2 separate regions of the Homo sapiens genome follow, and region 2 is linked to region 1. Evidence: chromatin loops called from intact Hi-C (ENCODE). Cell type or tissue: CD4-positive, alpha-beta T cell. All regions are shown on one strand. Links, peaks and the distances in the headings refer to the core of each region. The heading gives the core; the rest is flanking DNA. Region 1 has its middle 42 kb from the start of NEK3. Region 2 holds the start of TMEM272 (transmembrane protein 272).

What was found. Hi-C counts contacts between places; a loop is a spot of excess contacts. Peaks named below come from ENCODE experiments on the same cell type or tissue, not always from the same donor. Only the 100,000 strongest peaks of a DNase experiment are listed, where the experiment ranks them.
Region 2: it touches region 1 in a loop (16-fold over the local background); 5 of 110 quality-filtered maps call a loop at or near these places.

The regions. Positions count from the first base shown.
Region 1 is chr13:52,200,277-52,203,193 of GRCh38, reverse strand. No RefSeq gene overlaps it. Among named protein-coding and RNA genes, the nearest start is that of NEK3, 42 kb to the right of the region's middle. In CD4-positive, alpha-beta T cell, for the core only: CTCF peaks have their summits at 1,450 and 1,651 (motif pointing right); a DNase peak (open chromatin) is centred at 1,643.
Region 2 is chr13:51,843,765-51,846,681 of GRCh38, reverse strand. It overlaps TMEM272 (transmembrane protein 272), which reads left to right and starts at 1,505. Exons shown (of 5, transcript NM_001351003.2): 1 at 1,505-1,666. In CD4-positive, alpha-beta T cell, for the core only: CTCF peaks have their summits at 1,197 and 1,397 (motif pointing left); a DNase peak (open chromatin) is centred at 1,401.

The DNA of each region.
Region 1 (2,917 bases), core at 128-2,627:
GCCCAGCACTAACCCTCTTATTTACAATGGGATTGTTTGCCTCACTGTGCCTAAATTTGTAAAACATGGCCAATTCCCAAATGTTCATCATTCAAAGTATTTAGTCAATTTCTCTGTTCCAATTAAGAACCGGAAATTTGGAGATGAAAAGCCGCACCTCATTTCGTTCACTGAGAATCACAAAGCCAGGCACAGGGGGCTGGGAGCAGTAGAGCATGGTCACAGAACCCAGCCCAGAGGACCAGGAAATGTTCTGGAGCTTGGGGCAAGAGCTGAGCCTTGAAGTAGGAGTAGGAGTTAGGCAGGGAAGAGGAAGGGAACACAGCATTGGATGGCAAGGAGATGGGGGAAGGCATGGCCGCGTCTGGGAGCTGCAGGGGCTCCCGTCAGGGTGGGAGGAGAGGTAATGGGAAGGAGACTAGCGAAGGAGGCAGGGCTGATCTTGAGGGGTCTCACAGGCCCTGCTAAGAGAGTGCAGGGTTTCTTTAGAGGATGGTAGAGGGAGCCGCTGAGTAATACAGACTTCCTGATGTGAACATAGCTGTGTGGAGGAGGCTGACAGCATGGACTCTGGGTCGACTGTCCGGTCCTCAAAAGCTGGCTCTCCCACCTGATGATTTTGTGATAGTGAGAAGCTCCTGTAAGCCTCAAATTTCTCATCTTAAAAGTGAAAAATGGTGTTACTTGCCTCAGGAAAGTTTGTGAAGATGAGACAATACATATAAAGCACTATTATAGTGTCTAATACTTAGTGGTCAATAAATGCTAACTATTGTTGTTATGGATCATTTGAATAATAATGAGGTATACAGTTTGTCTCATTTTATAGACTTGTGATAATGGAATGAATGAACTTTGTCACAGCAAAATAAGTTTAAAATGTTAGTTGTGTATCCTGATAGAAAATATAAACTTAAAAAGATTTCTTTGTGAGACAGAGGTCTCACTATGTTGCTCAGGCTGGTCTCGAACTCCTGGCCTCAAGCTAACCTCTCGCCTCAGCCACTGTGTCTAGCTAATATAAACATTTGTTTATTCATTCCACAAATATTGATTGACCATGAAGGATGTACCAGGCACAATTCTAGGCTCTTGGGATAAGGTAGTAAATGAGGCTGCCCCTTGATGAGGGGTCCCTGCTCTCACTGAGCTTACATTCCAGCAGGGAGGCTGATGATGAGAAAGGAAACCACGTGTTTCCCAAGACCTGTACATTCCGCCAGGGCAGGGAACATGTTGCATTTGTACCTTGATCTATCCCAAATGCATGAGACAGGGCCTAGGTCAGGCACTTGATGAACGTGTTGAGTGAACGGAAGATTATTTCAGATAGTGCTGAGTGCCGGAAGACAAGGAAACAGCGCGACATGACAGAGTGGGAAGGTCGACTTGGCTAGATGCGGTGCACGGCTGAGAAAGCACTGCTGAGCTGAAGTGGATGGTATGAAGGAATCAGTCATGGGACAATCTTTGGGACAGCTATTCCAGGCCAAAGAATTTTCCATGCCTAAGCTGAAGGCCCTGAGGCAGGGCTGTGCTGGGAATGCACAAAGATGGGAATGAATGGACCCCACAGCACGGGGGCCAATCATTTGTGGGTCGTTGGCAGGCATGTCTTTTATCTAACAAGAGACTATGTTTGCCTCCAGAGGGCACTTGAACATAACAAATGCATCTAAGGGCCAGCTTAGGTTAACACTTAGACAGAGAAGCAGTTTCCTGAAAGCATAACTTCAGAGGCCAGGAAAGCAAAAAGAAAATAATCTCAGCTGAAGCCTTTGCTTATTGAAATTTGAAAGCACCTCTTTTAAAAATTAACTTTTATGAGATAGTACAAGTGTAAGCTAGCAATGTGGTCTTTCATACATTAGTGTTAGTTTAACAACATAGCCCTCCCCTTGGTGGATAGATGAGAGAGCAGTTTGACAGGTAGGAGAGGGGACGAAAGGCTAATTTAGAGAGGTCTCGGCAAGGGTGTCAGGCCTGGGTGAGACCCAAAGCAAGGAGGCTCTGAGAAGCTAAAAGGCAACATAGAGAGGGGCCAAGGGACGGGGGGAATGAGTACAAGAAGGCAAGAGGATGGGCTGGGGGAACCAGAGTACTCTCATGCACTTTAGAAATTGACCTGAGGACAGTTCTGCCTGGTCATATCTCTATCGTCTCCAAAAGTCATGTGCTAAGCACTGTTTCAACATAGTTCTATGTCATATGCTGTGCAATACACACTAGTGTGACATGATCCTGGTCTTCCATGCACCTAAAATCCAAGGCAGTTTTACACATGAATATACTAAGAACGAGTCGTCTTACGTGGAGGGGAAAGACAAGTACCTAGACAATCTAATTTGAAGGGCACGAAACCACTTCATCTTCCGTCCCATCTCCCATAAGTCCTCCTGCTGCTGAGGGGCTTTCCGTGCCCCTCCCTCTTACTTTGTCCTTTGGCTTTGGGCACTAAAGCGCTTGTGAAGAAGCTAATGAAATCTAGGAAACTCATCCATCTGGGTGCAACCTCTCTGGGCCTCCACAGGCCTGGCACCTGTTGCATTGCCTATCTTGTTAGTTTACCTGCTCCACATCTGTGATCTCTGCTAGATCACCAGCCCCTTGAAGCAGGGAACAAGTCATACTCACCTGTGTATTCCAAGGGGACTAAAGCTTCATTTTTCACATAGTGTTATACAGTTACACTAATATCATCTACCTATATATTATATAAACATGCACTTATGTTCATCTTTTGCTGCCGTTCTTTTTTTTGAGACAGGCTCTTGCTCTGTCACCCAGGCTGAAGTGCAGTGGCACTGCAGCCTCTGCCTCCTGGGCTTAAGCAATCCTCCCACCTCAGCCTCCAGAGTAGGTGGGACTGCAAGCACACATCGCCATGCCCACCTAATTTATTTATTTATTTGTATTT
Region 2 (2,917 bases), core at 132-2,631, 360 kb after region 1:
GCAATAACAGGCAGGAGCTGTCATCTCCTATGATAACAATGCCTTCTTCTGGATACCTCCTGAAAGACCTGCCTGAGGCATTTTTACAGTTAACCTTTTTTTAATATATATAAGTAAAGGAGTACACTCTAAAATAATGATAAAAAGTATAGTATAAATACATAAAGCAGTGACTTCGTTGTTTTTTATTACTGTAAAGTATCATGTGCTGTACATAATTGTATGTACTTTACTTTTATGTGATTGGCAGTGCAGTAGGTTTGTTTACACCAACATCACCACAAACACATCAGTAATGTGTTGCACTACAACATTATGACTGCTATGACATCACTAGGTGATAGGAATTTTTTAGTTCCATTATAATCTTAAGGAACCACCATCTGTGTGGTCCATCATTGACTGAAACATTGTTATGTGGCTCATGACTGTGACTGTATGTCCTTTCCTCTAGCAGGCTCTCCTCCCCTTGCTCCTCTGCTTCACCCTGTCCTGTGGTGTGAAGTGGTCACCTTGGATTCAGGACTGGGAGAGTGGCAGGGCCAGCCCTAGAGTGAGCCCGGAGAGGTGCCCTCCTCCCAGGGGTGTGCAATGCAGGGGTAGCTTCAGAGGGAGCAGCTCCTTGCATTTTACATAATAGGCTCTTCTCTTGCCTCACACCAGTCCCTCCCCCAGTCCCTCCCCAGTAGACTGGCCTTTTCCACCGAAATGACAACAAAAAACCTGGAATGTCAGGGTTGGAGAATGCCTTTAAGTCATGTGACGCCAGTTTCTCTAAGTGTGGTCCATGGAGCACCTACAGGAGACTTAGCAGAGTCTAAACTGCAGATTCCTGGGCCCAGGCCCAGACCTACAGATTGAGAATCTTTGGGAGGTGGTACAGGAATCTGCATTTCAATAAAGAATCTCTGGCACTTCTTATAAATCAGCAGCTGAGAACTTCTACTGCTAGGTGCTTGCTTACAATACAGACACACAACAGCCTCACAAAGCAGCCTGCTTCAGGTCTAAGAAGGCCACTGTTACAAAGTTTATGACATGGGGCACAATTCAGCCTTCTTGTAACTTCATTCTATCTCAGATCTGGCCGTCTGCAATGACTCGGAATCAATTTAATCCCTTTTCTACGTGGCAGTCCTGAAGTCCATAGGGCACCTCTCATTACCTCAGCCCACTTTGAGTACCTTCACACTCTTTCCTAAGCAGCCGCTGTTCGGTCCACCCTTTCTCGTGTGCCACCAACATGCAGGGAGGGCAAGGGGTGAGAAGGGGCTCGCACCAGAACTAAGTCCCTAGGTTTAGTGCCTAAGGGACTGAAATGAAATGTTTCCCGCGGGAATTCCTAACTCCAAGGGGTCGGCCATGTTTCCACAGCTCCCAGGGTCGCTCTGCTGCCCCCCTGCGGGCCTGGGGAACACTGCAGGGGTATGAGCCGGCGGTGGGGCTGCTCTCCCCACACGTGGGAGTGGGAAATGGAGAGAACCCGCCCCTTAGAGGAAAAGCCACGAGTTGCTGTTGTGCTGCAGGAGAGAAAGGGAGAAAGAAAGCGTGCGACAGGGAGTGGGAGCCCCAAGTCAAGAGGAGCCCCACAGAGGCAGCCCTGGACTTCGGGACCACAGAGGTGCTGAGTGCTGCCCGATTCTGGATCCCACTCTGCTTAGCTCAGGTGAGTCCGGCAACCCTGGGCAGCCTGTGAAGTTGGAGAGACAGTCCTAGCAGAGGGTTTCTTGAAATCATTCTTAGGAAGATGCCAATGTGCTGATTATGCTTCCTGGAAAGAAAATGACTACATTGTGGAAGTGCTTTTCTTAATTGTGTGGAGGGAACGAAAACAATCTTCACTGAGTCTAAGGGAGATGGGTTTTCTGGAGAAGAGAACAATCGTAAAGGAATAATTAACTGCAGGGCGAAGGCAAGTTGTGTGGGACTCTTAGAAACAACCTACCGGCTGCAGGACAGCGAGTGGGGACCACAGGCATCACCTCCATGTCTTACCTATTGGGGCTGTGAGCAAGTGGCTTTGACTTGGTCATTTTAAAGGGGTGGTAGAGCTCAAAGGAAGTGCATTTTTCATTTCCTAGGAGCCAAACAATGAAGGCATCCTAGGGAGGTTGTGGAATGACTCTGAGACACAGTAGGTATGCGATAACCTCCACTGAATTCATGCATTCGGGCATGGTTAGGAGAGAAAACAGCACAGGTTACACAGAGAGCTACAGATAAGAAAGGACTGTGTCCTGAGCACCCGAAATGTTTGTTGAAAATATTCAACAATACTAGTTAACATCTGCTTTGAAGGAACAGGTATGGGGATGGTTAATGTCTAATATTCAATGTTATTCAAAACCAAGAGTGAGTTGGTCCTCACAGCTGATTTAGGAATAAATAGTTTAATTTACCAAGCCAATCAGTAAAAACACAATCATATATATATATGTGTGTGTGTCTACACATACACACATATATATACATATATATATGTTTACTGTTGATTCATGACACAACTCAGAGGTTAACAAAAGTAGAATTTTACAAATTTGAACTCTAAAACTGGGAATGTTAGACAGACATAGAAAGTTTCTCAGACCTAGTCCTATTGACATTTTGGAGCAGATAAGTGTTGTTGGGGACTGCCCTGCTCCTTGGAGGATGTTTTTCAGTATCTCTGGTCTCTTTATCGACAGCCCTGCTCCAGCCATGACTATTAAAAATGTCTCCACATATTGCCAAATGTGCCTTGGGGATCAGATCACCTCTGGTTGAGAACCACTGAGATATATCAATTGGACTGAAAATTGAAAATGCATTGAGCATATCATTTGGCAATTATTATTGATTAATTCCCATCGTGCCCTTTATTATCACTCAGCTGCTAGGAGAGGAAGCAGCAGGGGCTATTATCACTGCCCTTCTAGGT